Regions from separate parts of the Homo sapiens genome. Here region 2 is linked to region 1. The links are chromatin loops, found by intact Hi-C in ENCODE. Cell type or tissue: IMR-90. All regions are shown on one strand. Each heading gives the region's core, and the rest is flanking DNA. Links, peaks and the distances in the headings are about the cores only. Region 1 has its middle 27 kb from the start of PPIF. Region 2 has its middle 19 kb from the start of SFTPD.

Evidence for each region. A loop is a pair of places that touch in the nucleus more often than their neighbours do. Peaks named below come from ENCODE experiments on the same cell type or tissue, not always from the same donor. Only the 100,000 strongest peaks of a DNase experiment are listed, where the experiment ranks them.
Region 2: it touches region 1 in a loop (19-fold over the local background); 9 of 110 quality-filtered maps call a loop at or near these places.

What each region holds. Positions count from the first base shown.
Region 1 is chr10:79,369,943-79,379,145 of GRCh38, forward strand. No RefSeq gene overlaps it. Among named protein-coding and RNA genes, the nearest start is that of PPIF, 27 kb to the left of the region's middle. RefSeq lists cis regulatory regions at 4,429-4,929, 4,432-5,216 and an enhancer at 5,771-6,307. In IMR-90, for the core only: a CTCF peak has its summit at 4,817 (motif pointing right); DNase peaks (open chromatin) are centred at 4,849 and 5,969; H3K27ac peaks cover 151 bases.
Region 2 is chr10:79,925,693-79,934,895 of GRCh38, forward strand. It overlaps the pseudogene BMS1P21. Among named protein-coding and RNA genes, the nearest start is that of SFTPD, 19 kb to the right of the region's middle. In IMR-90, for the core only: a CTCF peak has its summit at 3,903 (motif pointing left); no DNase peak of the experiment used is centred there; H3K27me3 peaks cover 1,533 bases.

The DNA of each region.
Region 1 (9,203 bases), core at 337-8,336:
GCCCTTTCACATGAAAAACTTTGTGAAAAACTTGGTGAAACTGTGAATTGAAATGATGTTGTAATTTAGCAACCTATGTGGTAAAATTTTTGTTTGATTTTAAGTGCTATTAGCCTAGTGCCTACAAGAAATAAGATAATCTTTTAGAGTTATCATGGAAGCTTTCTGGTTCTCAGGCTGTAATATAACCAGAAACTTTCTGGTTCTCTGGTTTATGCCAAGAATTAAAGAACACAAGTTCTAAATTTTCTTTTGGTAAGCAATCAAGCGTCCTCAAAAGAATTTTCCCCACATCCCAGTCTTTATGGTCATGATTACTACTGTAATGGTCAAGTGCTGCTGTCACCTGGTCTCCCAAGGCACATGCTTCTCTTGTCACTTAATTACAGGTGACAGCATAATTAATTGTGATGTCACTGCATGCCATGGATTACTAACATACCATTTCCCACTGGTAGACATGTTGGAGTCCAAAAGCACAGCAAAATGCATCTCCAAATCTTATCTTGGTGGGGTTATCTTCTGGGACCACTTCTGGTATCAATTCCATATAGTCAGAGTCCAAACAGGAGACAGAAACAACACAGTAGTTTTAACAGGGAATATGTAAAAAAAATTATTAATTATAACAGGAGTTTACCAACTAAAGGAAAAAGAGAATACTGAAGACTAAAGTACTATGACCCTGCCACATCCCCCTCTCCGAGAAACACCCAAGAATGATCAATACATACTATTTAAAAAAAAAAAAGACTAAAGTATTTCTCCAGTGCCCTGTACTGATAAAGCTTCATATAATTCCAGATGGCAAGGGAGAACAGTTACAGTATTACAAACAGGACAATGTAGGGAGGACTTAGAACTAAGAGACAATGGACTGATAATGGTGCATTGAGCATTGCTTTCTTATCAAATCTGACAATCTCTGCCATTCAATTAAATGTTTATCACTTATATTTAATGTAATTCTCAATATAGTTAAATTTAAACCAACCATCTTGCTATTTATTTTGTTTGTCCCATCTGCCTTTTGTTCTCTGCTTGCCTTTTTTTGGATTGAGGTTTTTCTCCAAATTGATTTCATTTTTATCACCATTATTGGCTATTTGTTTATATATATGTATAAAATGACAAGTGTTGATGAGGATGTGGAGAAACGAACCCTCATACATTGTTGGTGGAAATGTAAAATGTCACAGCTATATATACATATATATAATATATATTTATATATATAAATATATGTTATATATATAAATATATATTTAAGAGCTGGGGTCTCACTCTGTAACCCAGGCAGTAGCACAATCATAGTTCACTGCCATCTTGAACTTCTAGCCTGAAGAAATCCTCTTGCCTTAGCCTCTCAAAGTGTTGGAATTACAAATGTGAGCCACCATGCTCAGCCTAATTATTCAGTCTATATTTTTAGTGGTTTCCCTAGGATTTACTATATATTGTTTAACTTATCAAAGACTAACTGCAAATAGTATTATACCACCTTACGTATTATGTATATATTGCTGAATCAAATGATTAGGTTTAACTTTTTTAGGAATTGCCAAACTGTTTTCCAAAATGGCTGTGACACTTTACATTTCCACCAACAATGTATGAGGGTTCCAGTTTCTCCACATCCTCATCAACACTTGATATTATCTTTTTTTATTCTTGCCATCCTAGTGAGTGTGAAGTGCTACTTCATTTATTTCTGACTTGCATTTCTCTGATGATTAATGAGGTTGAGCATCTTCTCATGTACTTATTGGTCAGTTGTATATTTTCCTTGGAGATGAGTCTGTTCAGATCCTTTGACTTTTTTAACTGGGCTATTTGTGTTTGTACTTTTGAGTTGCCAGAACTCTTTATATATTCTAAATACAAGTTCCTTATCAGATATGTGATTTTCATATACATTCTCTCATTATGTAGGGTGTTTCTTCACTGTCTTGATGGTGTCCCTTGAAGCACAAAAATTTTAAATTTGGATGAAGTCCAATTTATTTTTTGTTTTCAAAAGCACTTTAGGCTTCCACACACTATTTCAAAAATAAAATAAAATAAAAGTTCCTTTGTGGAGAGATTTGGATATCTTTCTCTTATGGATTGTTTCTCTTTCTGATGAGCCAGTATTCTGGGGACTGGGCAGGGTGGTAGCCTCTGATATTCTTGGCTTTCCTCTCCTAGCATAGAACCTGTGCTCTATGAGTGAGCTGGAGCAAGATTTGGGGTCCCAGTGTTTTTGGCCTTCTGAATCTGGGATGGAGCCACTATTCTATGGGTTAGGGCTGGGTGTAGAAAGAAACCCCCCACTTCTCAGCTGCACTCATCCAGAATTTAGCTTCTTTAACTTGGAGTTGGGAGAGATGGGCAAAATGTTATTGGTCTGCCTCTCCCACTAATATGTGAAAATACTTGATTGGGAAGTGAGGGGAGAGGGAGCCTTGTCTTTTTGGCCACCCTCACCTTATGAGAAGATTCCATTAAGCTGAGCTGAAGGTGAAGGAAAAGGGAATAGTTATGTGTCAAATGCCATAGACCTGCTGTTCTTATTGAGTTAGTTTTAGTGACGTCCCCACATACTATCTTTATAGTCATGATTACTGTTATGGTCAAGGGCTGCTTTTGCTCCTGGCCGGGAGATGAGCTCAAAGGTGAGCCAGGCCGAGGAGATGCCCCAAGGCAGAGTGGGAGCCTGACTTTCTTCATTTGCTCTATATCCTTAGGACAATTTCCAGAGACTTTAAAGGTTAATTTTTAAAAAGCAGTTTTCACCAACATTGCTTGTTTCACAGGCAAGTGGGCTCATGGAACTCTTCACATTGCCTCCAAGAAGTGGAACTCTTCACTTTTTTACTTTTAAGTTATTTGTATCTTTATGTTTCAAGTTGAATCTATTAAAAGGAATAACCTTAGACAAGTTAAATTTAACAGTTTAATTGAGCAAAGAGTGATTCATGGATCAGACAGTTTTTGGAACCAGAACAGGCTCTAAGAACTCCAGCCTGAAGTGTGGTGGGATACCCACATTCCCCTCCCAAGAGAAAGCAGCCAGGCCAGGTGCCCTCAGAGAGCGCCAGAGGAGGAAGGCGGGTCTGGCCTCAGCCTTCTTCTCAGTTTCAGTCTCCCCGACCAGGCCCTCCCAGGTCTAAGCAGGAGAATCTCAGACTGTTCCTCCCCACAATTGTGCAAGTGCTTACTGGACCCCATGCCCAAGAGAGCTGTGTGGTCCCCCATGCCCCTTTCTAGCACTAGCCTAATAAATTGTATTGATGACCCCAGGGCAGCCTGTAGGCTCTATCAACTCAACATGGAATAATCGACTTGGGAGCTTGTCAGAGCGAAGGATTCGAGATGGAGCCCAATGCCTGAGTTTGATACATTGGGACTGAGGCCTGGAAGATCACAAGGATGTGATCAAAGATAACAAGAATAGGAAGACAAATAGAAAAAATAGAAAGACAAATGCCACATGATCTCACTCATTTGCGGACTTTAAAAAGCTGATGTCATAGAAGTAGAGAGTATAATAGTGGTTACTATGTGCTGGGGAAGGAAGGCGGGATGGGGGAGATTGGCCAACAGGTACCAAATTACAGTTAGATAGGAGGAATCAGTTCTGGTCTTTTCTTGCACAGTAGCATGACTGTAGCTAAGGACATTGTATTGCATATTTCAAAATAACTGGAAGAGAGGGTTTTCAGTGTTCTCACTACAAAGAAATGATAAATGTTTGAGGTGATGAATAAGCTTATCACCCTGATTTGATCATTACGCAATGTACGCATGTATCAAAACATCATACTGTGTCCCATAAATATGCATCGTTAAGAGTCATTTAAAAATAAAAAAAATTTTAAACCCAGTGGCCTGAGATCTGAGTCAAACCCTGGCTCTCCTGACTCCAGATCTTCCCACTGTACCAAACAGAAAGGTGATTAAGAAAAAAGATTGGTCAGGCACAGTGGCTCATGCCTGTAATCCCAGCACTTTGGGAGGCCCAGGCAAGAGGATCACTTAATTCCAGGAGTTCAGGACTCGCCTGGGCAACACAGTGAAACCCTGCCTCTACAAAAAATACAGAAATTAGCTCAGCATAGTAGTGTGTGCCTGTAGTCCCAGCTATTCCAGAGGCTGAGGAGGTAGGATTGCTTGAGCTCAGGAGGTTGAGGCTGCCATGAGCTGTGGTAAAGATTGTGCCACATGTGCACCCCAGCCTGGGCAACAGAGTGAGACTCTGTCTCATAAAGAAGAAAAGAAAAAAGATTGACTTGTAAAACCAAGAATGCTTCAGACCCTTCAACAGGGAATTGATAAGTATGTTAACCAACAAAGGAATACAGCTATTAGACAAATGAGAAAGGTCTCTCTGTTAACAGGGAAAGATGATGATGATGAGTTGAAGCAGGATATGGAACAGCCTGTCAAGTATAATCCATTAACATACACGTGTACACACACACATACACACACACACACGCACACACACACACAGATTTCTATAAGCAAAAGACTATGGAAGGATATGGCCAAACTCTGGACAGTGCTGGTCTGGGGGATGTTGGGCTACTGGGAGTAGCCCACACTCTGCTTACTGTCTTTGTTTCCATTTCACATTGTGCAGGCATTGTTTTTATAACCAAGGGCGAAAAACACAATCTTGCCACTTGGCAGGTGCATGAGGCCCAGGTATCCCTGTACTGGGGAGGTCAGGGTTTACCTGGGACTTGGGAGAAAAAAAAAAATTCCCTTTTGTCCCCTGCACTGGTTCCCTGCCACCTGGAAGTTGCAGTTTTCAGCTTCGGCCACCAGAGGGCAGCAGGGAACCAGCTGATTGCTGCGAGAGGCTGGAACGCTGGAGAATTCTGAGCTGGCAAGTTTGTTGGGGTGGGGCAGGCAGACCCAGTTTGAAGCAGCCTCCACCATTGTGCGGGGCTGTGGTCAGGTTCCCAGGGAGAGGATGACCAATTACATGCTGAGCAAGGGTCCTTTGCCTCAGCACAATGGGGAAACTGAGGCAGAAGGCCAGTTGGAACTGGACTAATAGGCTGTGGCTGCCTGGGGAGGGGAGATGAATGTCCCACAGGCCAGAGAGAGTCAAGAAACCCAAGTCCCTCCCTGGGGCTTCTCTTTGTCATCTTGTCAGGGTGAAGGTTCCAGAAAGCATGGCTCAAGGGCTAACAAGTGGAGGCAGAGACAGAGGGAATCATGGGGCCCATTTAGAGGTAGCACAGGCTGAAGTGGCCATAACCCTCCATGACCAGAGCAGTAGTTAACAATTCCTGAGCACACCTCATGTGCCAAGGGCTTAGCCATTGTATCTCAACTAATCTCAACGGTGACCTCGGGTAGGTAGAAGGGTATTAGTATCTCCATTTTACAAGGGAGGAAACTGAGACTCAGAGAGGGAAGGTGGCTTGCTTAAGATGGCGGCTGATAAGTAGTGATGTTGTCACTCAGGGTCCAGCCCCTCTGGCCCCAGAGTTCTTGCCCAGGATAAGAGTGCAGAGGGAGATGGAGTTCCAGGCAGGCACCATGGTCCTGGACTTACAAGGCAGGACTTGGACCCCGGGTTGCCCCACCATCTGCAGGAGCTGAGTGTGGAGGGTTGTGGGGCCCCTGCTAGTGACCAGGGAGAGGATGGGGGTTGTTGAGAAGATGGTAGAGGGGAATCTCAGCTCCCAGCTTTGAGTGCTTCTGGGATGGGGCATGGGGAGGGTAACTGGCCTCAGTACAGGGCTCCAGGAGGCTGTAGGGCCAGGCATGGAAGGGAAGGAGGAGCAAGTGTCCAGGGAGAGACGGCACAGGGGCCTGGCCTGGCTCGATCACGCTGGACACAGTGGGAACAGGAGCAGAGCTGCCCCCACCCCCAGGAGCTCCTGAGAACTTAGTAAGGAAGGAGGTGGAGGGAGGGCTGGGGCTCCCCTGGGTTCTGGCTTCCACATAGGCCTTCAACAACCATGGGGCCGGCCCTAGATGGATCATGACTCAGCTACTACAGGGAGGTAGGCAGGCCAGGTTGGGCAGTGAGGAGAGGCCCAGGACAGACAGAGAGGGCTAAGAGAAGGCTGGTGGCTGCCTGGCTGTCTGGGAGGGCAGTATAACAGCAGGAAGCAGCAGGAGGCAGGGGTTAGGCCTGGGCCTGAAATGCCCCTGGTGTTAGGGAGTGGAGGGGGAGAGGTTCTGGGAGGGGTCGGGGGGGGACTTTGCTACTTGCTACCTCTATGATCTTGGACAAGTCACTTGACCTCTCTGAACCTCGGCTTCCCCATCTGTAAAATGGGAATCCTTATAGTACCCACCTCCCAGGGCTGTTACAAGGACCAAAACTGATGTGTGTGAATCACTAGCACCATGGCTGCCATACCAGCTCCTGGCTGGATGTTGGCAGCGACTCTTACACGCTCGTTTACTCCACATTGAACCTGACCGTGTGCCAGGCCACAGTGAGCACTGGAGGTCGGCAGTGAAGCAAGCCCAAGTAGCCCCTCTAGAGGAGGTAGTCAGGACTGTGGAGCATGCTGCGTGGGGTGAAGATGTGGAGGGACCCGGCTCCCACTCTGCCTTGGGGCATCTCCTCGGCCTGGCTCACCTTTAAGCTCACCTCCTGGCCAGGAGCAAAAACAGACACAAATCAGAGAGAGCAGTACAGCAGATCCCAGGTTCTCCTCCGGACCCTATTCCAGATTGTTTAAGAGCAAAGCCCAGACACTGCCTCATTTCACCCGTAAATTCTCCAAAATTTAAGACAGAACATTTTTTACATGATCCCAATGCCATTATGACACCGAACAAAATGCAGATTCTCTCAACTGCGTCAACTGTGAGAATGGACTTTTGCTCACTGTGTGCAAGGCCTGGGTGTGACATTGCCTGCCTACCTGGGGTCCTCAGCCCATGGGAAGGCCTCAGGGCCTGTGGGGAAGGAGATGAGCAGATTCACGTGACATTCGTTACCCTGCTGGGCAGGATCCCCACCCTACTGCAGTGCCCTTCCAGCTGGAGAGGGGCCCCAGGCCCGCTGCCCCCATGGGACTCCTGATGGTCTGTGGCTGTGTGTGTTTGTGGGCTGTGCATGTATGAATATGTGCAGGCTTGAGTGTGCAAATGGGTGTGTATGTGAGGGTGTCAACAGTGTGAGATGTGTATGAGTGCATGTGTGAGATGCATGTGAGTGCGTGTGTGAGATGTGTGTGTGGGTGTGAGATTGTGTGTGCATGTGTGAGTGCACGTGTGAGATGTGAGTGCCTGTGTGAGATGTGTGTGTGAGATGTGTGTGTACGTGTGAGATGTAAGTGCGTGTGTGAGATTTGTGAGTGCATGTGTGAGATGTGTGTGCACGTGTGAGATGTGTGAGTGCATGTGTGAGATGTGTGTGCACATGTGTGTGGGTGTGAGATGTGTGAGTGCAGGTGTGAGATGTGAGTGCGTGTGTGAGATGTGTGTGCACGTGAGATGTGTGAGGGTGTGCATGTGAGATGTGTGTGAGTGCACTGCAAGATGTGTGTGTGCATGTGGGAGATGTGAGTGCGTGTGTGAGGTGTGTGCACATGAGATGTGTGAGGGTGTGCATGTGAGGTGTGAGTGCACATGTGAGGTGTGTGGGTGTGCATATGAGGTGTGAGGATGCATGTGTGAGATGTGTGAGGGTGTGCGTGTGAGGTGTGTGGGTGTGCATGTGAGATATGAGTGCACGTGTGAGAAGTGAGTGCACATGTGAGATGTGTGAGGGTACACGTGTGAGATGTGTGTGGGTGCGCATGTGAGATGTGAGTGCGCATGTGAGTTGTGTGAGGGTGCGTGTGAGATGTGTGCATGCGTGTGTGAGATGTGAGGGTGCGTGTGTGATGTGTGGGTGCACGTGTGAGATGTAAGAGGGTGCATGTGTGAGATGTGTGAGGGTGCACATGTGAGATATGTATGTGGGTGCGTGAGTTGTGTATGAGTGCGCGTGTGAGATGTGTGTGAGTGCGCGTGTGACATTTGAGGGTGCGAATGTGAGATGTGTGAGGGTGCACGTGTGAGATGAGGGTCTGTGTGTGAGATGTGTGAAGGTGCACACGGGAGATGTGTGAGGGTGCGCATGTGAGATGTGTGAGGGTGCACGTGTGAGACGTGTGGGTGCGCGTGTGAGATGTGAGTGCACGTGTGAGATTTGTGGGTGCGTGTGTGAGATTTGTGGGTACACGTGTGATATGTGAGTGTGCGTGTGAGATGTGAGTGCGCATGTGAGATGTGAGGGTGCACATGTGAGATGTGTGAGGATTCACGTGTGAGATGTGAGGGTGCATGTGTGAGATGTGGGTGTGTGAGATGTGTGAGGGTGCACGTGTGCGGTGTGGGTGCGTGTGTGAGATGTGTGAGTGCACGTGTGAGATTTGTGGGTGCACGTGTGAGATGTGTGAGTGCGCATGTGAGATGTGTGGGTGCACGTGCGAGATGTGTGGGTGTGTGAGATGTGTGTATGAGATGTGAATGCATGTGTAAGATGTGTGAGGGAGCACGTGTGAGATGTGTGAGTGCATGTGCGAGATGTGTGGGTGTGTGAGATGTGTGTGAGAGATGTGAGTGCACGTGTGAGATGTGTGGGTGCGTGTGTGAGATGTGTGTGGGTGTGTGTGTGAGATGTGCGAGGATGCGTGTGAGGTGTGTGAGCATGTGAGATGTGAGTGCACTGTGAGATGTGAGGGTGCACGTGTGAGCTGTGTGGGTGTGCACATATGAGATGTGTGAGTGCACGTGTGAGATGTGTGTGGGTGCATGTGTGATGTGTATGGGATGTGAGTGAGCGTGTGAGATGTATGGGTGCACGTGTGAGATGTGTGTGAATGTACGTGTGGATGTGTGAGTGTGCGCATGAAATGTGTGTGGGTGCGTGTGAGATGTGTGTGTGCGTGTGAGATGTGTGAGGGTGCCCGTGTGAGATGTGTGTGTGTGAGATGTGTGAGGGTGTGGGTGTGAGATGTGTGAGTGTGTGTGTGAGATGTGCGAAGGTGCGCGTGTGAGATGTGTGAGGATGCGTGTGTGTGTGGGCAGGGGGAAGCAAGTGGCCCTGACATCTCAGTTGGGATCCAGCCTCAGAACAAACGGCAGGGAAAGTGTCGAGAGTGGCCTTTATACCCAAGCGCAGCCCGTTCTTGGCTCCCTCCAGTTCTCTGGGGGAGTAGCAAGGACACCTGACTTTGGAGAGATGGCAAGCCCAC
Region 2 (9,203 bases), core at 684-8,683, 560 kb after region 1:
AAAATTTTGGATTTAAGATGACCCTCCAAACAGTCTCCCTCCCTCCTACCCATCCTTCCTTCCTCCTTCCCTTTCTTCCTTCCTCCCTCCCTCCTTCCCTTCCTTCCTTTCTTCCTTTCTCCCTCCCTTCCTCCCTTCCTTTCTCCCTCCCTTCCTCCCTTCCCGACTTCTCTCCTTCCCTTCTCTCTCCCTCTTTCTCTGTCTGAACGGCTGAGGACAGGCAGCTTCCTTTATTAAGGAACAGACAATGATTGACATCTCTTGCACAGGGAACCCAGTGAAGCCACACACTCCACGGACAGGCCTGAGGAGCCCCAGGCAGCTCATTCCCCTGAGACTGCAGGAGTGGGGATGACTGTGAGCAACCTCTTGAGCCCTGCCGTTTGTTCGAATGGAGGAGATGTCTCTGCCATTCATTTCTCACGTTGGTTTTTGGACCGCAGAGCTGAAAGACATCTCCTAGCTGCAGTCTTCCTTTGCTGCCTCTTGCATGGAGTAAGAACCTGAAGGCCATGCTCAGAGCATTCCTGGAAGGGAAGCTGGTGTTCAGAACTCTGTGCAGCCTGGGCTCTGGCTCTGGGCCATGCCCAGGGGAGAAGAAGGCCTCGGTCTCTGTGCACTATGTTAGGGCCGAAGGAGAAATGGCTTGGTGGATGGGAAGTTCAGATTTTGGGAGCAGGAGACAGGGGTTTCAGGTTAGCTCCCTGACTAATGTACTCAGTGGCATGTCGGTTTCCTGGGCCTCCATTTCCCTATCTATAAATAGGTCACTAAAGACTTCTTTCCTCTAAAACTTAATGAATCAATTGTCACACACAAGTCCAGAGTGTAGGAGCCAATTCAGGAGCAAAGTGGCAGGATCTGAGTTTTTGTGTGTGTGTTATTTTGTAGAGATAAGGTTTCACCATGTTGTCCAGGCTGGTCTCGAACTCCTGAGCCCAGGAGATCCCCCCACCTAGGCCTCCCAAAGTGGTGAGATTACAGGTATGAGCTACTGTGCCCGGCCCTGTTTTCAGTTTTTGTTTCCTGGCAATTCTGTCCAAAGTAATTGTGGGCTAAATATCAGCTACTTCTGAATTCTACAAAAGACAGTCTGGGTAAATTAGAATGACAAATATACCTTGGCCTCAAGGTGGGAACTTCGGATTTAAATTATGTCTGCAGAAGTAGAGACACAGCAAGTATAATCACAATTTGCCTCCTGTGTCTGAATGAAAACAGCTACCAAAGCCTGTGACACTCGAGGCTCAGGCTCCTGCCTGGGTCTGAATCCTGGAATTGTAGGGCCTTGTGCCTGCAGGACACTGTTTTCTCAGAGTCCTACAGCTCTGCTGCTTCACTTTATCCATGTCCAAGCCAGAAGATGGGGAATGGGGTACCAGCTGAGGGCCCAGTGTTCATATCTTTCAAATCTTCTTCCTGCTGGTGCCAGCCAGCCTCCCTTCTCTGTGGCTGTCAGAGGGGGACCAGTGCCAGGGGTCACAGTCAGTCCCTGGACTTGCCCTCTGTGTCACAGCAGAGCCTCTGACCTGGAAGGCTGTTTGCTTGTCATTATGTAACTGGTCTGTGCTTTTGAGCCTGCCAAAGCTCAGGGTTTTTCCATTCTGGAAAGGGATTGGTTGCTATCAGAGGGCCTGGGCTGGAGATGCCGGGAAGTAGATTTTATAAAACGATGTTGTCCTGGTAACCCTGAGTGGCTGATGGGCTGCTGGGAAGAGGGGAGGAGATCAGGGCAGTGGGCCATCTGGGAAAGGGTGCTTACAACCCTGGTGGCCACTGTGTGAGGAATAGACAGTGTCCCCAACTATGAACCTGTGGTTTGTCCAGCAAACACAGGTGTATGTTTCAAAAAAGCTGGGGGCAAGCAGCCATTCATTAACCAAGCAAATGCCTTGGGTGAGGCTAGCCATTGCCAACCCACAGCCCAGCCTGCCCTGCCCTGGCTTATGCTTGTGCCACCTTGTACCTCTCTTCTGAGTAGTGACCAGCAGAATTGACTGGAATGCTTGACAAAATCATAGGCTCTTGGCCTCATTCTGGACCCAGTGAGTGAAAACCTCAGAAATCTGTCATCTTCATGGGTTCCTCAGGTGAACCGGATGTTTGGCCAGTTTTGAAACCACTGCCCCAAGAAATGCAGACACCACAGTGGCTTTCTGCCTGCCTCTCACCGTACAGTGCAGCCCTGGAGCCTGGAAGCCAGCATTTTCCCATTCCTTACAGGCCCCTCATGAGGTGAAGGGAGTGCTGCTTAACTGTATAGTGTCAGACCCCAAATAATCTCCCTCAACGGACCAGCGCCCCGCTAGTGAAAACCAACTGCAGACCTAAACCTTCCCTATTTCCAGGGTTTCACTGCTTCCTGTGACTTTAGGGAGGAGGTCTGAGGTTGAGACAGCTCTGAGGAGCTTCAGAGCACGTGAGGCACTGGATGCGTGAGACCTTGAGGGGGGAATTGTGTGCACATGGGCTTGGGGCTGTTTGTGTGTATTGTTGTACATGTGTGAGTGTGTGTTGAGTGCTTGTATGGAAACCAGCAATCCAGTATGGAAACCAGAACCCAGTGCTTGATGTTCTCAGCATCCTGCCACTGGCGGGGGCTCAGCCCCTACCTCCCCAGCCTGTCTCCAGGTTTACCTCTGCCTACTCCCCACTGAAGAACATTGGCTCGGGCTGACCCCGGAGACTCTGGGTGAGGAGTTGAGGTGCTTGGTCATGGACAAAAGGTCCTCTGTAAGGGGTCCTAAGCTGTGTTCTAGGACACCGGGGGGTCCACAGAGATTGAGCACTAATATGATCCTCTTCCCCTGCCAGGTCTTGGATTGTATGTCACCATTCCCCCCACCACCCGAGTCCCTACCTGACCACTGAAGCTAAGGTTGCTCCAACCCCAGTCACCATTACAACACTCCATTTTATTTTCTTCTAAGAATTATGGTTATCTGATATCATCTTGGCTATCTGCTTAAGTTATGTCAGTGTTGCAAAGTCATTAAGAATAAGGAATCTAGCTGGGGTCAGTGGCTCACGCCTGTAACCCCAGCACTTTGGGAGGCTGAAGGGGGCAGATCATCTGAGCTCAGGAGTTCAAGACCAGCCTGGGCAACACAGCCAAACCCCACCTCTAAAAATACAAAAAATTAGGCGGGCATGTTGGCGCATGACTGTAATCCCACCTACTCAGGAGGCTGAGGCAGGAGGATTATTTGAGCCCAGGAAGCAGAGGTTGCAGTGAGCAGAGATCGTGCCATTGTGCCCCAGTCAGGGCAATGGAGTGAGACTCTGTCTCAAAAAAAAATAAAATAAAATAATAAAAATAAAAATAAAAATAAAAAGAGTAAGGATTCTGGAGTCAGACTGCCTGGATTCAAATCCTGGTTCTACCAGTTTGCACCTGTGTGACCTGGGCAAGTCACATAATACACTCTCTGTGTGTTAGTTCCCGTCTTGGTAAAATTGGGATCATGACAGTGTCCACCTCAGAGGGTTGTTGAAGGAATAGATGAACTGATATAAGCAAGGCAATTAGGACAGCACTGGCCTGCAATAAATGCCATGCAAACATTAGTCCCTGCTGTTGTTATTAGTACAAGACCATATCACTCACTTCTGCAGTCCCACTGCCTTGAAAAGGGCTGGGAACCACATACACACTCAATAACTGTTGAATGAATAAGTGAATGAATAATGAATGAATGAATCTGAGTCCTCCACCAAAATGTGTGACCCAATTCCCTTCTCTGGAGCTTAACTCAGCTCTAAGCTGGATCCAAGAGAGAAACAGCAAAACTCATTTTGGAATATGGTTACGGACACAGCCTCCTTTCTCTGATAATTGAGTATCCCTGGCCCCGGCAGCAGTGGCCATGTGCAGCTGGTGCTGTGGCCTCGTGCTGCCCCCTGCTGGTTGCCTCCAAGACAAGGCCAGCAAACCCAGAGAGACTCAAGCCCAGCCAGGTGAGTGGTGGGATCACATGAGCACCTTGTCTGCAACTTCGGATGCTCCCGCTTTCCTCCTCTCGACGATTGTCCTGGTTGCTTTGCTCACTGGGGTTGTGCCCCCACCCTGCAGGGCCAGGGCCAGACGCACGCTCCTACTGCGTGACCGCAGGTCTTCAGCATGCTGGATCCCGACAGCCCTCAGTGCACAGCAAGCCCCGGGGACTGGCGGGATGCTCTGCTCCTTGTCTATACATCTGTCTCCTTTCCAAGCCTAGAATGTGATCTCTTTAGGGCAGGACCCACAGGCCACCCCCACACTCTCCTTGCCTGCCCCTCCACAGGTCTCTGTGGCCGAGGCAATTTCAGAATCCCCTCAAGACAGGACTTTGCTGCTGCTCTTGCCCGAGCCCTGTCGGGGCTGGATTTGTGGGCTTCTCTCTGGGTTCCCTTTGCGGACTTTTTGGGTATCTCTCTCAAATGCAGTCACTTTTTTCTTTCCTCAGCATCAGCAGGGAAAGAATCTGGACTTTTCTCTGAATCAGGTTCTTTTGGAGAACACTACTAAGTATATGCTTGTGATTTTCGTGTGATGACCTCGCGTCATTTCAAAAGGACAAAGGGGTTCAGGCTGGGAACCTGTAACTCAGGACAGTTTAGGGACTCTGCCTGGGACCCATCAGGCCACCAGCAGAGGGTCCGGTGCACAGATGGATGGTGGGGATCTCCTAGGGGATCTCAAATGGAAATGACATTGTTGTTCCGCCAGCTTCTACACTGTTCTTGTTTCTTGTTCTTGGGCTTCCTGGGAAGTCAGCTGGTGGAAGCACAGGATTCTTGCAGAAGTCCCTGAAGGTGCCTTCACTGGGTGCATGATGAAGCTGGGGGCAACCCCCTTGTTGGGTACCCTATGGACCTGCAGGGCAGTGCCCTCTTAAGCCAAGGATGACAAACATTAGCACACATACTTACCCTCTCCTCCCCGATATCTGTGCCAGATGCAACTAATCAACGATCTCCTACACAGCCTGGAAAAGATCCTGAAAGCCATTTAACCCCACAGTCATTACCAAGGGATGTGAGATGGTGTGGGGAAAAAGACTCATTGTCCAGCCCTCCAGCCCTGCCCAGAGCTCCTGATGTGTCCAGCTTCCTATCCCCATGAGAATCTATGACCTTGACAATTACAGAAGTACCACCAAAAGCCATATGCCGAGTTGCATGTGAGACCCTTTTCCCCAGTGAGAGCATCCTCTGGAGACCTCACCTTGCCCAGCAGTGCTGACCCTTTCCTGTGCTGTCTGCAAGCAGTTCCTGGGTGGTCATCTCTCCTACACTGATGGGATCTGGTTCCCAAGCACCCCAAGGGCAGGAATCAGAAAAGGTCATGAACATTTTGGATTCACTATGTGAAAAGGGTCTGGGGAGTCCAGAGGTAGAAGCTCCCAACCATGGCTGAGATGGAGGGGAAGGTGATGAGACATGGTTTAACATCACACTCACTGTTATATGGTCGTGCTTGCCTAATGCACCAAGATTATGAGCTAAATTCCACATCAGATAAAAAGCAGTGCCGCTTTCCTCCTCAGCCAGGGAGATGTAAACCACCTGGAGCTTCAGGGCAAGGAGTGTAAAATCTGACCCCAAGCCACAGAGCAAAAGCAAGGGAAGGATGGGAAGGGATGCCAAATTCCCTGAGTTCTTGCTGCTTTCAATTCTGATCAATGCCTAAAAGGAAGTGAATATGTTATCTCAAAATTCTTTTTATCTTTTTTGTATCTCTGCTCCTTTCTTATCGCTACTACATATGTTGGCTTTTTTTTTTCTTATACAGATTTATCAACATGTATTTGTCTAATTCAACTCTTAAAAAGTCTAGTTTCTGAGATAATTTGTCATATCTATTATTGCTTTTTGTCGTTGTCAACACAGGGTCTTGCTCTGTCTTCCATGCTGAAGTGCGGTGTCACAATCATGGCTCACTGCAGCCTCGACTTCCTGGGCTCAAGTGATCCTCCTGCCTCAGCCTCACAAGTATCTGGGACTTCAGGTGCACGCCACCACACCTGGCTAATATTTATTTATTTATTATAGAGACAGGATCTCCGTATGTTGTCCAGGCTGGTCTTTAACTCCTGACCTCAAGTGATCCTCCCCAATCAGCCTCCCAAAGTGCTGGGATAACAGGTATGAGCCACCATGCCCAACTTATTTCTATTATTGTCATTTGTTTTATATTTCATTAATTTCACTTTTATATTTATTTGTTTTGTCCTTTTTTTGTTGTTTTAAAAATTTGTTTTAAGAAGATGAACACTTAGTTCAACTATTTTCAGTCCATGTTTTTTTATTTTTAAAATTTTAGTAATGAAAGCAAAGTTACTTATTTCCTCTGAGTATAGCTGTAACTCTATCTCATAGATTTTGGGATACATATTACTGTTTCATTAAGGTTTAAAAATTACTACTAAGATTATGCATTTTTCACGTATCAGTACTATTGGCCATTAGTATTTCTTCCTTTATGAATTTCCTCTTCTCATTCTTATGCCATTTTCCTATTTAGATATTCATTATTTTCTTATTGATTTATCTGTTGTGTACATTGCAAATACATAACCACTTTTCTTTTACATTGTGTTTTACTTTTCAGTAGAAAAGTTTTACGTATTTCTTATGTAGTCAGATATATCAATATTATCACTTTGGGTTCCCCTGTCTGATAACATTCTTAGATAGCTCTTTTTCCTTCCAAGACTACATAAATTGTTACTTATATTTTCTTCTAATTTTAATTTGTATATGTAATAAAATAATCTGATTTTACACTTCCTCTAAATGTTTATTTAACCCAGAATGATTCATTGGTAAGTCATTGTTTTCCTATGATTTTGGCATTCTCTCTTTATCATGCATATAGAACACATACGTGTATATATACATACTTGAGCCCATTTTTAGCCTTTCTATTCTTCTTCATTGTTCTATTTCTGTGTCATTAATATACAACTTCAATTATGCTAGTTTTATAAAACCCTCTAACATAGATGGGTCAAGTTCATCCTAGTTATCCTATTTTAAGCAATTTTCCTAACCCTTGAGAGTCATTCTTTCATAAGAGCTTTAGAATCACTTCATGAAGTCCTCACACCTTCCTCCACTCCCTCTTTTCTTTCCTGTGAACATTGTATAGGGGTACAGTAAGTGTCTAGGTTCTCTGCGGGATCCCCATCCCTCTCATCCTCTCTCTGTTCTCTCAGGCCGTCTCTCTAGCTGGGGGCCAAGCATCCCCTTCCTGCCCTGATCCTTCCCTCTGGTCACAGAATGCGTTTGCTTGGCCTGAAGTTGTCATCAGAACTTTCAGCCCTGGCCTGGCCCCAGGCACTTACGCTTCAAATGAAGTATTAAGGGAATTAAAAAATAAATATGTACAAGGGCTGGCAATGAGGCCACTCTGCAATTTCCTCAGATCAAAGGGCCTAGAGACATCTTAAAAACACTTTATTCAACCCTACAAACAGGACTTACATAAGGACCATTCTGCTCAGGCAGGGTGCTGCTAAGTCCCTCTCTGTGGCTCAAAGGTGTTTCAGCCAGGTAGTCTGAGATTGCCTACAGACTCTTAAGTAAATAGAGGGCAAACATGTTAATATTCAAATGTATCCAGGAAGGATGGGTGCTGCAGTAACAACCCCCAAATATCACTCAGAGTACAAGTCCATTGCCTAGATCCAGGCAGTTGCTTTCCATGCATCTGCTCAGGTTCCAGAATGTTTGATTGTACAACAACTTTATTATTATTATTATTATTATTATTATTATTATTGAGACAGGGTCTCACTCTGTCGCCTAGGCTGGAGTGCAGTGGCGCAATCTCTGCCCACTGCAACCTCCACCTCACGGGTTCAAGTGATTCTCCCTTCTCAGCTTCCCAAGTAGCTGGGATTACAGGCACGTGCCAGCACTCCCAACTAATTTTTGTATTTTTAGGAGAGACAGGGTTTTGCCCATGTTGGTCAGGCTGGTCTTGAACTCCTGACCTCAAAGTGATCCAGCCGCCTCGGCCTCCCAAAGTGCTGGGATTATAGACGTGAGCCACCGCACCTGGCCTTGTACAAGAACTTTATATCTACCAATCTGTCTATAATCACAGAAGACATGGCAGCAGACGAGAGGGCATTTTAGAAATGTATACCCACTCTTTTCTGCTTCTCCCCAGGAGTGACCCACATCACAGGTTCATGCCTGCCTTCAAAAGTCCTCTCAGTGAAAGATTGGCGAGAAACAGTAAAACCTACCATAAGATGCCAGGCCTGCTGTTAGCCATAGAGAGGTCTAATAGTCACAGGCAATTAGAGTGGACAGTAATGAAGACTGCTTTGATCTCTGAGTGGCTTGGTAATTGCACAAAGAGAGGTCTCTTCTCTATTCTCATGGTTAAAACTCTTATCATCCGTCCATTCATTCTAAATCCACTTGTTGAGCACCGCTATTGTCCATTGCCAGAACAATCCTGCAGCTTACTCATCTTGTTATGTTAGGGAAGTGCAGGATCACGAGGGCATGACTAGCCATGTCAATCTTTGTATCCAATGCCTGGATAAATATTTGACATACAGATTAAGACTGCATTTCTCTAATAGATAACTAGTTTCTTTGCTCTAGGTAGGTAACTTGAAAATGTCAAGCACATCATTAAACTTGAATTTTAAGGTGAACATCTGGAAAGGAAGAGTGGTTGAGAATGCCCTGAACTTACGCCACTCAAGTTTCAGTGATGTGTATCAAGGGGATTCAGAACATAGACAGGATCCTAGAAAAGCAAACGTCAGAGGGCTCCACATCAGCTGCTCATTATGGAATGTGGACTGGGTTGGTGACAGAAGGTTGAAAACCAGGATGAGACTTGAGAGTGTACTTTTTAACTGAACAGGGGTTTCTCTATGAAACTGCTGTGAAAGTCCCCGCTTCAGACATGGATGGGTCCCAGCCTGCTCTCATGGTGTCCATGGTGAGAGTCACAACATCACCTGAGAGTGCAAATCACTTGACACACAGGCTACTAAACAAGGGACCCTGACTGCTACAGTTAAGGTGGGGCAGACACTGAGATCTGTGTTGACCTTGGCCCATGTGTGTTAGTGCAGGGGAGACCTCTGTGCTCAGGAACTGGTTAGGACCTGAATTTCTGAAATAACTGCTTCAGTCCCCTATTCCAATCAGCCTGTGCCTACAGATCTCAAATGGCCCTCCCTGCTTGTTCT